Regions from separate parts of the Mus musculus genome. Here region 2 is linked to region 1. Evidence: chromatin loops called from intact Hi-C (ENCODE). Cell type or tissue: left cerebral cortex. All regions are shown on one strand.

Region 1 (8,000 bases):
TTTACTATCTAGAGACTATCCATAAGTTCTGTGACTCTAGAGAACCCTGACTAATACAATGGCTATACAAGCCTCAAGAAAAGGAACATGAACAAGGTGAACAGTAATTAGTATAGACATCATACTTAATGATTCAGGAATTCTAGATGATTAGTTTTGGCAATGAGCTCTACATGAAAAAGACTTGATTTCAAGCATGTTTTAAAATCAAATTCTTACTAAAATGTAATTTAACTTGAAAAATCATCATCATATTTTGTCAATAAATCTTAAAAGTCTATATATTAAAGTGCCTCTTCTTTTTGCCATTAGTCACAAGTGGTCCACACTTTACATCTATCACCACTTCAATGATATAATGTGTTCAATGGCTTTCTCCCTGGAGAATTACCCTGCAATTGACAATAGCAGAAAAACAACTCCAAACCCGCATGGGACACAACGTCTCTGTCAATCCATGTGCAGAGTGACTGAAGTTGTCGTGAGCCTTCCCTTATTCTGAGCTCAAGGCAAGAATTTGAAATGGATACTGACGTATGAAAGTGAGAGAATTAACAAGGGACTCTCAGTGGTTCTAAGGAGAGATGTATCCTCATAGGAAGGAAGACATAGGATGTTGGGCTGATTTTTTCCCCTACGATTGGAAACCATGCCACTATTGGCAGATAGTATAGCAGAGACAGATGGCCCAGCAGCTGCTGTGAAAGAAAAATGCCTTACTACTAGGTGAACCATGAAAAATAATGAGAAGGACAGAGAGAAAAAAACGTACACGCGCGTGTGCTCCCCTCTACTGTCACATTTTCCTGTCAGCACAAAACCAAATTGTATTCTGTCAGGTGGCAGATCGCAAACGAAGTGCTTTGATTTCCTCCACTGACTGCACATTTGGAAACTACCACCATTCTCTTGATAGAACTTGCTTTTCGTCTTTTGATTTTTGGCAAGAATGGCAGGGATGGGTAGCAACGGCGCAAGGGATACACGATGCCCATATATGGTGAAGAAGGTGCAATGACTGATCTTTTTCTGGCTCAATTGGTTGAAATTTGATATGCAGAAGTTGGCCAAAACTCATCCTGGTTTATTTTAGATACACCCCCAATTAGCACTGATTCATGGCATTTTTAACAGCTTGAAATGGAAATGTGACTTTGAGCTACCCAAAGCGTGCACACAGATGATCTTGACACTCACAGAGTTGGTGGCTAGAAGCCACCCAGTGTTTCATGCTGGTTGCTTTATTCCTCTCCTTTGGGTAATCGGCAACAGTGAGGGGCTATTGATGCCTTGGCTGGGCTGCTTCATTGGAGAGCTGCTTCAGCCTCTCTAAAAGAATTAGCCTCTTCACCGATGAGAATTCTAATGTTTGGAATGAATGAGGATCTACAAATGCTGAGCTCTGGCGTATTGATACACATGCAATTAATATATGCTTGGTAATTACTGCTGTGTCACTAATTGCAAATAGAAATGGGTCCAACTAAGTTGTGATGTACTGAGATAATAAAAGCAGGTGAATGGTATTAGAGATTGTTTCTGCTATTATTTGAAGATATTGGCTGGGTGAATACCTGAAGATGTTTTTGTCATTTTGTCTGGAAGAGCCGAATAAGGGCTGTAGAGTTACACTGACTAGCGGTTACCGAAAGGTTCCAAGGGTAGTTCTGGTAATATTCAGCCTGTCTCCTAGGCATTTAGGAGCACTAGTCATCCTCCCAGGTAAACCGCAATGTGCCCGTATAACTTTGACTTATGTGCAGGCATGCAGGATTCACATTCATTGCCAGCCTGAATCTTAACACAGAGTCTAGAAACAACTCAGGTATATCCCCAATCCCTGCACTTTGAGGAAGTCATCTTGTCTCTGTACTTCACTTTTTTCTTTCGATATTCCAGCCCTTGCCTTGTTAGAGTAAAGCAGGAAAGACTGTACAATCTGTGCGTCCATAACCAGAATCGGACTCTGGTATTTCTATTTGATCTATAAATAAGTGATTATAAATTATAGGCAATTATGGAATATAACTTTATCAGAAAGCTAGAATAAGCTACACGGAAACCATTTGGGGTGAGTCTTCCTGAGAACAGCCTGGAGCGCCTGTTCACTAGACCCAAGGCAGAGGAAACTTCAGGGTTGGTAGTCTGCTGGGGGTGGTGTCTGGCTGGCAGCAGGGAGAGGTGGAGGGACTGCATTCCAGTACAAGGTGGTAATCTCTGCTAAGGGAGCTACAGAGGCCTATGCTTTGTGACTTACTCAGTAGGTGGGAAATACCCATTGTTTAACACTCTTCGTACAATGACTAAGTATGATATAGCTTCCCACTTTACCTTGTAGAACTTTATTTGAAAATCTTAGGGAAAAACGTAATTTTCTCCAATTTCAGGAGAGGTTAGATAATGCTACATTACAGACTCTATCAGGGAATAGCAGTCTGTTCTTTAAAAAAAAAATACTTGGAAATTTCTTAACTAAATTTCAACATACCATTGGTATTTATACAAGAGACACTTAACCTGTTAGCATCACATGGCTGGAGAATTTCCTTCTTTTACCCACATACTGTATCCTTTTCACTTGAGAGGCCCTTATAATATGGTTTTCTTTTTATAGCTATACTGCAGCTTATATTTCCTGATTGAGGGGCTACAATATATCCCTAAAATTAAAGGTAAAGTAGGATGCAGGATAGGTAGGAGGACAAACTCAGCTGTTGTCTATATGTACATGGTGTAACTGTAACAGACACCATTCCAAAGAGGAAAAGAGCCACCAGGTACTTAAAATGGAGAAACAATTAGCCTTTTAAAATCCAATATTTTATTTGGTAGTTTTGCTGACTAAATGGCTTTAGTGCTCTGTTTGAATGTATCTTTGTGAATTGTGTGACAGCATGCTATTATTGAAATAAGTATCTCTAATACTATTTATGATCTGCATATCAAACAGCCTTTGTTTTGACAGATACACACACACATATATATGATATGTAAACACAGATAATAATGTGTATATAAATATATGTATATACACATAGTTTCTCTGTATTTGGGAAAGATAAATGGCAATACAAATAGTCTCCATAACATATGTTTGAAATGAATGACGATCTACAAAATGCAACTTAGAAAATTCCTATGAACTTGAATCATTCATATTCTCCTTAATTTCCATAATCTAACAGTAAGAACAAATCTTCACAGAACAAATCTTATTTCTCAGTCATCCCAGGTAAGATTGACAAATGGATACAATTGAAAATGTGGCTTTTTGAGTATTCTAAAGGCTTTCACAGGGGACAAGCTGTGGTTTTCTGACAGGGGGGACAGGAGCACAGCTTGCAGAGAACCAAACCCAAACTGCAAAGAAGAGCCTTATTAAGTAGGTCTGCCTGTCCAATGCCTGCTCACTCACAGCATGTCTCAGCATTTATCAGGCAGGATTGCAAACTAATCAGACTTAGCATCATTATAGAAAAGGAAGCTCTGTAGAGGAGCCTCAGAAACAGTGGTTGGATTATCTGAGTAACGTAATCGTTTCAGTTGATGAAATCATAAAAGTGAAGTGAATCTGGAAGAAATGAGTATTTTGCAACCAAGAAAGGAAACTGAAAATAAAGGTAAAGAAGGAAGTTAGAAGGAGGAAGAGGAGGAGGAGTGGGGCGGGGAGGAAAATAAACCTACGTAGTAGTCTCTTGGCTTTTGGGGTCAATACAGAAGCTAAAGGACATTGGAAAGGTTTTATTTTTTTAAATTCTAGCTTAACAATCTGAACATACTTCATTACTTACTGTAGTAGAAACAGTCTTCAGGCTAGGTCCAGCAATTCTGTAGCCTCTTTTTCTTATTAGATTCTTTTACTCACCTTCCATGGGAGTGTTGCTGTCTGGGCGATTTGCAAAGACCACATCCACGTATTCCAGTTGCAGCCTCTGGAGGGAGCCTTTCAGTCCTAGCAGCAGAAGCAGAAAACAGAATATAACCAAAGGCCCAAGAAGTCCAAATAGGACCACACTTAGAAAGTGCTTGAGTTTGATTTCTTTCAAGAATTTACTTAAAAACAAACACTGAGTTAATTACAAGAGTCCTCTTGAACAGGGCACAGCAAGACGATAGCAGCAATTGCTTACCTTCAGAAACATCAGTTGGAGTTATTTCCATATGACTAACCTTCACAAGAGTTAAACCAGAAGAAAGATGATAGTGTCTGGGTTTTAGTATAATAATGGAAAATGATGTTTGAGCAAGCCGGAGGGAAACCCTCCAAATCCAAGAATCAAACAGCCTAGAGAACCACAGAGGCTCTCACCATTCCCAGTGCTCCTAATACAGTTCTTTATGCTATGGTGACCCACAACCATAAGATTATTTTTTCACTGTTATAAATTGTAACCTAAATATCTGTGTTTTCCGATGGCCTTAGGCGACCCCTGTAAAAGGGTCACTTGGATCAAAGGTTGAGAGCAAATGGCCTAGAGAGAGACACTTTTTGGGAGGGGAGGGAGACTTGAACCAACCTCTCACTAGGGTGAAATTCAGTACTGAGTAGACTCCTCCACCCTGCCCTTGCTCCCAGGCTAATCTTCACAGAGAGTCTCTGGATCCACCCCAGAGCTAGGCAAGCATCTCTGACATTGGTGAGCTGGACCCGGGTTCTCACTTACACAATTGCTAACTCAGCCAGTATACCAGTTCTAAAGGTTGTAGCATCAGGTATGACACTACTTAACACCAATCTTGTTAGCCAAGGGATTACCTCCACTATTCACCTTCAATCTCAGGCAGCAAGTTCAAAGACATTTTATTTGCAAGTAACGTATGATGGAAAGAGGTATAGAACTTTTACTTGAAACTCAGTGCTGGGGCTGTAGATTCTTCCCATGAACAACACCCATGCAGAAAAGCCTGGATGTCACATAAAATTCCAGTTTGCATTGCCTGTACCTGGCTGCAGTGGTGTCCAGCCAAAGGGACGACATCACCAGACAGGCCATGGAAACATAGTTACACTGGACTCAGGAACCTAAGGGCTCCAGAGAGGCACCCAAACCTGGCCTTTTGAGCTGCATCCCTTGTGGTAAGGCTCAGGGCTGCTTAGAACCCTGTTGTTCCTGACTGCAGGCTAGTGATTGTAGATGAGGTGTTCGGTCCTGAGATTGGATCACCTTATCTAGGCAGTCCCCTAATCTACCACATACAGCGGTACCAATTGCAACAAACCTAAGCTAGGGATAGCAGAATAGCAGCACTAGTTTTGAATTTACTGGGACTAGCGCCCTCTAGTGTTGCAACCGTGGGCAATAAATACAGGCTCCAGAACGACCTTCTTAGAATTCCCAGGCCAGGCACCATTAAAGCCAAGTAGTGACAGCTGGAATACACGCCGAATGCTTCAGTGCATGGATGCTGTCAGATACTAACAAGCATCGAGAGCTTCCAGGGAGCTGAGATGTCAAAAGCCGATGATGAGGTGGTGGATATGTTGGCCTCTTGGACAAGAATTCAAAACAGTTATTTGATGGAAAGTCGTGAACTTCAAGAAGATACAGAGAAGCTGAGCATGGTGACACATGGCTGTACTTCCAGCACTAAGTATGTTGAGGCAGGAGGATTGCAACTTAGAAGCTTGTCTGAGTTAATGAGATCCTGTTTTGTGTAATGGTCAAGCAAGAGTTGGAGAAATAGTCTTTCTCAAGAAAGAACACACCAATTGGTTATCTAATACCAAATGGACAGCCCTGAAAATGTACATAAAAGTAACATTATGTAGGTTGTATTTATGAATGTAAGACTATATATATGTGTATGTGCATGTGTCTGTGTGTTTGTGTATGTGTGTGTATGTATGCATGTATGTGTATGTGTGCGTGTGTGTCTGTGTCTGTATGTCTGTGTATGTGTTTGTGTATCTATGTCTGTGTATGTGTGTCTCTGTGTGTGTATATGTATATACATATATATGTGTGTATATGTATATATGTGTATGTTTGTGTGTGTCTGTATGTCTGTGTATATCCATGTATATATGTGTGTGTCCATGTGTATATGTATGCATGCATGTGTCTCTGTGTGTATGTGTGCATGTATGTATGTATGTGTGTATGTATATATTTGTGACAACAAATAATGAAAAATAGAAGCCATGCATTTGGAAGAAAGCAAGGAAAGATGTATAGGAGGGTTTGAAGGGAGGAAAGGGTAGGAGGAAGTGACATAATTATAATCTCAAAAAATATGTATATGTACATGTATATGTATATGTATGCCAGAACTGGTCCAGGGGTGGATAATACATTAGAAATAACCTACTGAAACATGATCCTTAAAAGCACAAGAGAATCTGGGTGGTGGTGGTGGGAGCACACCCTTTTTCCAGCACTTGAGATGTAGAAGCAGACAAATATCTAAGTTCAAGGCCAGCCTGGTCTACAGAGGGAGCTCCAGGACAGCCAGGGCTACACAGACAAACCCTGTCTTGAAAATGAGAAATAAAAGCAGACAACAACCATAACAACAACAAAATAAAATCTCTGGAGAAACAATTGAGTAATCACCAGGAAACCTTGCTACAGAAAGTAAAATCATTTTTAGAACCTGTAACAACTCCTGGAGCTGAAATGCAGAGCAGATGAAGAGGGAACTGACAGCATCCACAGAGAATCCACCTAACAGCAGGGGCAGTGAACTTGAAGTCAAGATATTTGAATATATCCAGGAGGAAGAAAGTGAAAAGGAATGAGGAAAGCTCGCAGGGTCTCAGAACATCATGAAAAGAAGAGATACTCAGGTTTGGGGTTTCAGTGAGGGTTTCGGAATCCTAGAGTTAAACATTTACTAAAAGTAACAAGGGGATGGAAAGATGGCTTCGGCAGCTAATAAGTCTTTTCTTCTCTACCAGGGACCCCAGTTCAATTCCTAGCAGAGTTGGGTGGCATCTATAGCCTGTAACTCTAGCTCCTTTCTGACCTTGACTCTTCTTCCCTGCACATGTGGCATCTACTCACACAGACACAAATACATATGCATAAATTTTAAGAGATAAAACTTATAAAAATATAATAACATGCTGAGAAAAAGTGACAGTCTAGTGCTCAGGCCTGAACAGGACATCTCTACCTCCTCTCTGATGCTCCAGGATCGTTATAGACAGAAGGGTCAGAAAGTATACAAGAGCCGGAAAGGCTGTGAAAGGCTAATTTCTGGGTATGCCACGATCAATGCAACTGTGATTTCCCAGCAGCTGAGGCTGTCTTGTATAACACTCGCCTTGACATCAGTTAAACATGGATAAGGGAGGGGCTCGTGGGCCCTACCCCTCCCTACTGAACTATTGGCTACTAGTGGACTCTGGGAGAGGCTCAGCCATTATATTTCATTGTATACCCATGTGTGACTCACACATTATCCCATGACTGCCTTAGTGAAACTCAGGGTGTCACAAAACAAAACAAAACAAAACAAAACAAAAGGACCAGAATTTGAGAAAGCGACTTGCAGCTAGAAGGGAGTTAGACAGAGGAAGAGGAAGATGGGAGAGGAGGAAGAGAGAGTAACCCGAATGTATTATGCAATGCATTCGTATAAAATGCGTTATCAAAGAACACATTTAATAAATAAAGTATATTAAAAACTGGTTTTATAGGAATAAGCATGATTCACACATAGGTTTGTATATACATAAAAATGTATGACGATATTAATGTATTTCCTAAAAAAGATAGTAACAAAAAGCTTTCCAAACCTAGAGAGAGAACCAAATACCCAGATGGAGGAAAGTCAAAGGTAACAGATGTGATTTAACCAAATCTACCCCAAGTTGACATGTTATAATCAGGTCTCAAAAGTTAAAAGAAGAGAATTGTGAAAATAGCAAGAGAAGAAGGAATGGAGGGAGGATGTGTAAGAGGAGGAAGTGGAAGGATAGGAAGGGCTGATATTGGGTTGTAAAGTGAATACATGATAATAGTAATAGTAATAACTAATAATTAATAATAATGGCT
Region 2 (8,000 bases), 210 kb after region 1:
CCTCACACCCACGAATGACTGAATCCCTCGGGCCGGGATAATCACTCCATATAGACAAAGGCACATTTGGTTGCCTCAAATAGGAGTATCCCCTTAGTGCATAGGCCTACAAGAGTGTGTCACAACAGAAAATTCCAATATCTACTTGCTAATTATGGTACCTTTTTCCAACTTGAAGCTATTTCCTAAGCCTTGGTGGCTTCTGCATTTGAGGACTGGTGTATAGAGTTCTGGTGTATAGAGAAGGTGGGCGATACATTATTACTGACTGAATGAATACTGTTTCAACCCACAAAATTCCTATGACAACTTTTTGTTTAGCAGACACTTCAGATTCTGAAGGAATAGATGAACAAGATTCCTGGATCTCCCGACCTCCAATTCCCCTCAGGATTTTGTGACTATTACTAAAAGCTCCAATGTGGAAACTGTCTTCAAGAATATGAGCATTATAATCATAAGTCACCAGTAATTTACTGTTCTTGCTCATTCCACCAGTCTCTCCCCAGATTCTGTAGACAAGCCAATCACATTCCTTATTGCACAAAATCACTTACTATTTATTCTTAACAATCACTCAGTGCACTCATGTTATATTCTAGATGAAACAATGTAACAAAAACATAACTCAGGCAACAAAAATATTCCCACTATTTTGGGCAAGCACACAGTAATTGTCCCACTCCTCTATCACCTAAGAAAGCCTGGCATGCAGATGGCACTTTCTCACATGTCTTATATGTCTCTCAGTCTCAGTAGAATTTAAAAGCTGGGAGCTGGATTCACACATACATAAAGCACCTGTCCTCGATGGAGTGGCTCTGAATGAGAAGAGGAGTGGAAAAGAACCATTATGTTTGGTTACCACAAACTCAAGAGTGCTGAAGAACCCAGATGATTGTTAGTGAAGAGCTGTGCTTAGCTGCAAGGGAGGAGAGACATCCAAATGAGTGGTTCCCACACCGACCTTCTGGGGAATTCGACAGTTACAGTCCAATCCAAGTTCAACTGTGTTGATAGGAAACCTTAACAGAGAGCCCCTGACTGCAATAGCCCAGTAAGACCAAACTGTTCCATGACAATCCCCTGCAAGACAACTATGAAGGTGTGACCACAGACAGGAGGGGTGTGACTTTTAAACTTCTGCCTTAGGGGAAAACTGTTTATTGTTCTCTCAAACTCTGCAGGCCCCCATTGGAGCCACCTCACCCTGATGTGTCTTGCTCTTGGACTCTGTCCAGGAGGCAACAGCTTATCTCCCCCAGCAGCTTAGCTATTGGCCCAGCAGCACCTACCATGCACAGGACTAAGGCTACATCTGTGCCACAGCAGCTACACAGAAACTGCCAGAGAACTAGAGACCGAGGTCTCATTTGGAGAAGTCATTGGATGGGGCCGTCTGTCCATCAGAAAAGCAAAGGAAAGAAGAGGGCTCACAATGCTGACACTTGGAGGGAATGGACCACAGTCAGGGGGTTCATTTGGTGGCTTGCCCTCACCCTGCAGTTGTGGCCCAGAGCTACTGCTCTGGCTGGCTTCCCAGTCTGTTGACAGGTTTTCTTTCTCAGTGGCTTGAAAACATCAGAAGGACAAGAAGACTTGCTGTTGCAGTGGGAGGCTTCCCTTAAATCTGCAGATAAACTTTCATCAAGGCCAACTTCTCTAGAGAAGTTTAACGGCTTACTTCATACAGACAGCACAATCTTAAACGTACAGTATTTTAATTGTCCGGAGTTCATCCATCTTATCCTAAAATCTGGTCTCTAGCAAACGAGGGAGAGAAAAAAGGAAAACAATGACCAGTTACACCTGCAAATGAGAAGAGCCGAAGACCTCGGAGGATGTGTCAGCTGCTGCTCTTCTTTGGGTCCCTAAATACTGAGAAGTGCAGAGGAACTACAGCGGGGCTACGGAGCCCATGGCCAGAGTGCTGATGCAAAGCAAACATAATGAAGTGGCAGGGATCGCATTATGGAACGGAGAACTGTTTTTACTACAGGAAGATTTCTATCTACGAAAACAACCAATTCAGTTGTGATACAGGAGACAGGGACACAGACATTCACCGGCACTGAAAAGCTGGTCCCCTGTATTTAACAACAGTCGCACTTCATTCACTTCAGGCAGTAATTTAGATTTCAGTACAGCAGTGTTCAGTCTCTAACACCGTTGTAGGTGTTTCTTGCTACCACAAACCTTCCTTAATAAGAGCTGGGCTTAACATGTTCCCTCGGTCTCTCAAAGGGAAGAGTGCAGCGTGGGATGGGAAACTATTCTGAAAAGCATAAGCGTAGAATCGACAGCCTGTGCATCAAGCAGGACAAACACTTCTGCTCTTGACAAACTGTCCTAGTAGAAAAGAGTTCCTAGCTCTTAGGTGTGTTTTCTCCGCTCTCTGGAACTCATTATGGTCCTAAGGTGTTCGTAACACTTAGAATATAAAAAAATGGGCCACATCTTAAAGATCGCACTTGTGCATGCACAGCAGCTTGGCCCTTTTCAGCTCTCCCCCCACAAAAGGCTAATTTCAAAGCAAACACCTGAGAATTCTAAATTAAGCAAACAAGCGCTGAGTTAAGTCACTTTCAAACAGGAACAACTGCCTGGCTGAACCGTCAAAGAACACAGAAACCCCGGGCAGAGGGACCTCACCATACCTATATTTCATGCCAGTCTGCTTTGCGGTGGACTCTTTGAGAGAAATGTGATGCTGAGGGGTGAAGGTCCCCAGGCTGCGAGCGATGATAGCGACAGTGCGGAATTTGGCCCGGGCTGCGTTCACCACATTGGGGGCGTTGGAGCTCTGCTTGCTCAGAAGTCGGTCCTCACCATTTCGACTCTTCAAATTGTGCTCTGTGCAGGCTATGGAGACTTGCATTGCTTCCCAGGACAGAGCAAGGTCCTCTCAGAACCCCACAACACAGGCGGTCGGCAGAGGGTGAGCAGTTGGGGGGATTTCGGCTGTCTTTTAACCCCTCTTGCCCCCCTTCCTGGATGCCTTCAGAGGAGTCCCAGCAGCTGACTTCAGGACCCACACAGTGGCAGAAGAGGCTGAGGGGCAGGACAGAGTCCCCGGGACCCAAAGAAGTAAACAGCCAAGCTGGAAGTTGCCTCGGCAGCTGGAGCGCGAATCAGCCTCTCCAATCTTCCCAGGCTGTGATCTCGGCTGATTAAACAGCCAGATCCATGTGGTCAGGAGGCTGGTGCAGAAGCCTAGAGCTGAGCATTCATGGTGACTGCACACAGCCCTGCCTGGAGCCAGTCCGAGGTGCCTGAATGCAGAGGGCTGGTTTCTGGGCGCTGGCTCAAAGCAACGCAGGCATACCGCAAGATGCGCTGCTAGCACCCTCTGGATCACAGGCAGGAGGCTCAACTGGAGAGGAGCATCCCAAGAAGCAGCTCACAGCAAGCAGGACCCCGCGGACCCGTGGTCTCCATCCACTATGCCTGCCAACTACCTCGCTCCTGTGCTTAGGAGAATGCGGAGGTGGAGGCTTCTCAAGACCCCTCCCCACTCATCCTCGGGCAAAAGCTGGGTCTCCTGAGCCAGCACTTACTTGGTTAGCGACTGCATAGAAGAGCTGGGAGGTCCCTTTAAGGAGCGCCTTGCCTTTGTGTGCAGTGGGAAGGAAAGATCACTGTGACCACTCCTTACTGGAACAGGACTGGGAGGGCTGTTCCATCAGGGGGCTCTGCCTAGATGCCACCAAATTTTGCTGCAGCGCAGGAGTTGAAAAGGCTGAGTTGGGGAGGCTGAGTGGGGTGCTCTGAGAACAGCACACTACTGATTAACACGTGAATGCTCTTCTGACTTGCTGGAACACAGCTTGGAATTCAGATATTAGCCTTGTCAGGGTTCATATCCCCTCTGCATGTTATTTCTTATGCAGATAAGTTAGAAGTTTCCTGAAAAGCCACAGTGCAGTCTGGATGGAGTGGGGTCTGCTAACGTACTGCAAATTTATTTAAAATACCAGAGTAGAGACGTCTGGGATGCTGCAGGGAGCAATGGGTCCTCCCCGCTGGAGGATACAGGTGGGGGTAGGTGCAATGGGGGAGAAACAGGTCAGGAAAGTAACAGGATCCATATATATTGTCATGGCCACAGGGATGGGCAGCAAGAAGTTCTGTGAGCTGAGCCTGAACCCATATAAGATGCATTTCTTGTTTGGCTGGATGTTCCATTCAGAGCAACTGCTCAAGAAACCTGCTCAGACCAAACTATCAATTAGTTGATAATTCATCTCTCCATTTGAAGTATGAGAGAAATAACTCGTCCTATGAATTTGGTTAAATTATATCTTCTCCAAAAGCTTCTTTCTAAATGTGATCCCCAACAGACCCCACTGTCAAGGAGGAAGAAACAACAAACGCTATTTGTGAATCCATCTCTGTTCTTGGCAATAGAGATCAATATGGAGGGAAATTTAGGAAGCTGTGTCTCAGTTCGTAAGGAGCAGGCAATCTGGGTGGGAAGGACAAAGCACTCGGTCTTCAGAGACTGATTATGTTGAAAATCATACTCTATGTGTCCACGGGAGTGGTACCCACACTAAGCACAACAGAATGAAAAAAGAATGAATTTCAGGAGCCTGGAGAACATTTCTTCATTTCGATCCATTACAACACTTCAGTGGAGCTTCTCTTATAATCTGACTTGGCTACTGGGACACATGACAATGTCCAGAGTTTCAGGAAGCACACGAAGACTCAACAGCCCTCCCAAAGGTATGGACTCCCCTGTGGCAGGACCCATGGGTCTGATCTGATTATCAGGAGTACAGGGAAGCATGTTCACGGATGACATAGCCTGCCTGTATAAATTAATAAATAAAACAGCTGCTCTGGCCACTTCTGCCCAAGCAAATGAAGTTGCAGAAGTGAAATCCTCAAGGAGACTCTGTGCTTGTGTTGAGATCCACTCAAGATATTATTACTCTTAACAACTTTGAACCTGAAGATAAGATTTAAACCACATTGTGGCATCCAATTCTTGATCCTCTATATATTTTCACTCTTTCCCTTAGGAAAATCAGTATGTTCATTAACAGAGGATATTTAGGATGACTGAGGGTGGCAGGGTTAAGTGGGCACCTCTTCTTTTCACCCAGGCAGGAATACTGGGACGTACCTTTCTTTAATCTTTGGAATAAACAGTGGGTAGAGAGGAAGCAGATCATAGGAACCTTTATTTTTGCACACTAAGCCAGCTCATCGGAGATGATCAACGTGAATTGGGAAAGCAGTCAAAATGAGAAGAGGAAGAAGTGGGAGGAATCAAAAGAAAGAGCTTTTAGAAAAGGAAAGTGGGAAAAAAGCAGGCTGGGAACAACAGAGGGAGGTGATGCCCTTCAGACCCGAGGGGTCAGGAACCAGGGACTTTAACTTGGCCACTGGCTTTGGGGGAGGGGAGGTGGGCAGGGGTTCAGCTGAGAGTGCTGCTGGCTTTATAGGATGGACTAAGAGGCCTGGATATATTAACCAGTGTGGTGTTTAGCTTTATTAAGGGGCTAGCAGAGAAATGCCAAAAAGCACAGCATAGCCTAGATCAGGGAAAAGGTTATCTGAACAAGACATACAAAGTAGAGCATTTCTGACCCCAATAGGACCACACAGAGTGCTTGCTTGTTCTATGGCAGGTGCTCAATCTATAAATAATTGAGAGGTGATGAGGAAATAACGAAGAGGGAGAGGGGAAGGTGGGTTGGATGGGGGAGATGCCTTTTCCTGGATAAACTCCATTCTTTAAAAACAACCACCAAAGAAAATCCTGTGCATTCACTTGGAAGCTCAGCCAGTTATACTGAAAAGGAGTGAATGGTAGCCCCACAGTTTCCTCTGCTCCTCTTGAGTGTGGTCCAGTGTCCCAACCTTTGGGACATGCCTCATAGAGAATCAAAGATCTGAGGCCAGAGGATGCTCACAGTGCAGGCTTCTTTCTTGTTGACCACAGTGAGCCTTTCATCTCTGATACCACACAGGCACTCTGACAGGCAAGCAGCAGCCCCATAGTTTCCCCAGACATCCTCATACTTCCCAGAATTAAGGGACCAGTCGCTCTCAGGAGCCTGGAAGCTAAATAACAGTTGGCTGTAGAGTGCCCATTCCTAATAAGTTTGCTAGCAGGCCACATGCTAATTAAGCTGGGGAAGTTAGACTTACAATGTATGTTCCTTTACTGTCACACACTATGAGAATTTCAGGCTTAAATAGACACACAAACCTGCATATAGATAGATTTACATAGATACACACATATACATGTATAGATATAGTTATGGGCTAGATTATCTCATCCCAAACTTCATGTATAGAGGCCCTGTCTTTGCCGCCGTGTGTCAGAATGTGACTGTATTTGGAGACAGTCTTTAAGACATCATAAGTATAACGAGGCCATAAGTTTGAGCATCAACCAAATATGACACATGTCCTTATAATAAGAACCAGGGCCAGACACGTGAAGACACAGAACAGAGGACCATTTACCAGCCCAGGGCAGAGTCCTCAGAAGAGGCCAAGCTTGCTACTATGATCTCAGACTTTCAGTCCATAGAACTAAGAGAAAATATTTTTTTCTCCTGTAGCTATTCAGCTTCTAGTACATTATTGTATAAGGCTGCTTTAATACAGGCAGGAAATATAATTTATATCTATAATAATATTCATAAGAAACTATTGGAGCATACTAACATTTAAGCTTCTAAATGTCATTATTAGTCACAATGAATGTCACTAGATATACTCCACACATCCCAAGCTGTCATTAATGTTCTATAGGAGAATGGTGAGTTCCAGCCCAGCCTGAGTGACCACAGCATACCTCTGTCATAAAAACCAAAAGGTAGAAAGCAATCTATAGATCTGCTCTCTAGGAAGGGCTGCTGAAATGTACCCTGGAGAAAGACCCACATGCAATCCCTTTATTCTGCTTCATAAAGTCATGCAAAGTTCTATGTGGTTGCTCTTTTTGTTTTTTAACTAGCAAACATTAATTATAAAAAGAAGTAAGTGTCATCGTAAGTATTTGTGACATAGTGTGGTAACAGTCACCTCCAAACACCCTTTTACTGCCTCTCTCCCACTCCCCATCCTTTCTGCTTTCATGTTATACAAAACAAGTCTCTATTGGAGTAGTAGCAGCTGTTAGGCACATTTCATCATTTCCCTTGGGTCTACTGATCTCCTTTGCTTATTGATTTTCCTTTGAAGCGCTTGCTCATATTCCCTAAGACGGGAATCAGAGACATCCTTAAGCAGTGGAGAGAGCACCACACCAGTAGACAAAGCCCAGTCATGACATCTCACCTGTAACTTAGGAGTAGCCTTCAGCTTCCTCTCACTCCTTTCCTTCAGCTGAAGCACTTGTGGGGGTGGGGTGGAGTGGGGTGGGGTGTATGTGTCTACATATCTTTATTCTGAAGACCTTTTGCTGCGTGTGTTCTGTAGATGTCATGACTCTATCCCTAAAGTCATATAGCACAAGACTAAAGTACTGTATACTCTTTAGTTTGGCTAAGATCTCAATGGGTTCCTATTTATTACCTAGAAGTCAAGTTTTAGCACTAGAATCAACCATATTGGGTCTTGGTAATAGTGATATTTAAATGCAGATTACAGGGTGTAAAATTTGTATCCCAGGGCTTTTTGTTTTCATGGTCATCTCAAAGTTCCTAGAACCACCCTGGAGACTTGACAGCAGATGTGCGAGTTGCAGCTAAGCATGATGCTCCTTCTTCCTCTGCCTCTTCCCTTTCCTTTGCTACTGAACAGGATGCTTATATTCTTGGAACCTTGGTTTCCTCACAGAGGCATAGTGACATAAGGATGTGGCTCTCCAGAGGCACTGCCCAATAGGAGCTGCATTCTCTGGTTGAGGAAGCACTCATTCCAGATGACACAGGCAGAGTTCGGTTGTAACTGAAGAAGCCTTCCTCTGGACTGCTGTGCATATAGCTCCTCACTTCAGAAGGACTTCACATACCCCCTCCTTTGAACACAGC

The links. Hi-C counts contacts between places; a loop is a spot of excess contacts. Peaks named below come from ENCODE experiments on the same cell type or tissue, not always from the same donor. Only the 100,000 strongest peaks of a DNase experiment are listed, where the experiment ranks them.
Region 2: a loop joins it to region 1, with 1.9 times the contacts of the local background. A loop is called at or near these places in 4 of 42 quality-filtered maps.

What each region holds. Positions count from the first base shown.
Region 1 is chr3:65,315,371-65,323,370 of GRCm38, reverse strand. Kcnab1 (potassium voltage-gated channel, shaker-related subfamily, beta member 1) reads right to left here. Exons shown (of 14, transcript NM_010597.5): 8 at 3,866-3,952. Among named protein-coding and RNA genes, the nearest start is that of A330015K06Rik, 17 kb to the right of the region's middle. In left cerebral cortex, CTCF peaks have their summits at 3,933, 5,291 (motif pointing left) and 6,439; DNase peaks (open chromatin) are centred at 703, 3,940, 5,279 and 6,421; H3K4me3 peaks cover 208 bases.
Region 2 is chr3:65,104,650-65,112,649 of GRCm38, reverse strand. It overlaps Kcnab1 (potassium voltage-gated channel, shaker-related subfamily, beta member 1), which reads right to left and starts at 3,636. Exons shown (of 14, transcript NM_010597.5): 1 at 2,658-3,636. The coding sequence starts at 2,878. In left cerebral cortex, a CTCF peak has its summit at 3,351; DNase peaks (open chromatin) are centred at 2,829, 3,332, 3,558, 3,977 and 2 more places; H3K4me3 peaks cover 3,729 bases; H3K27ac peaks cover 3,066 bases.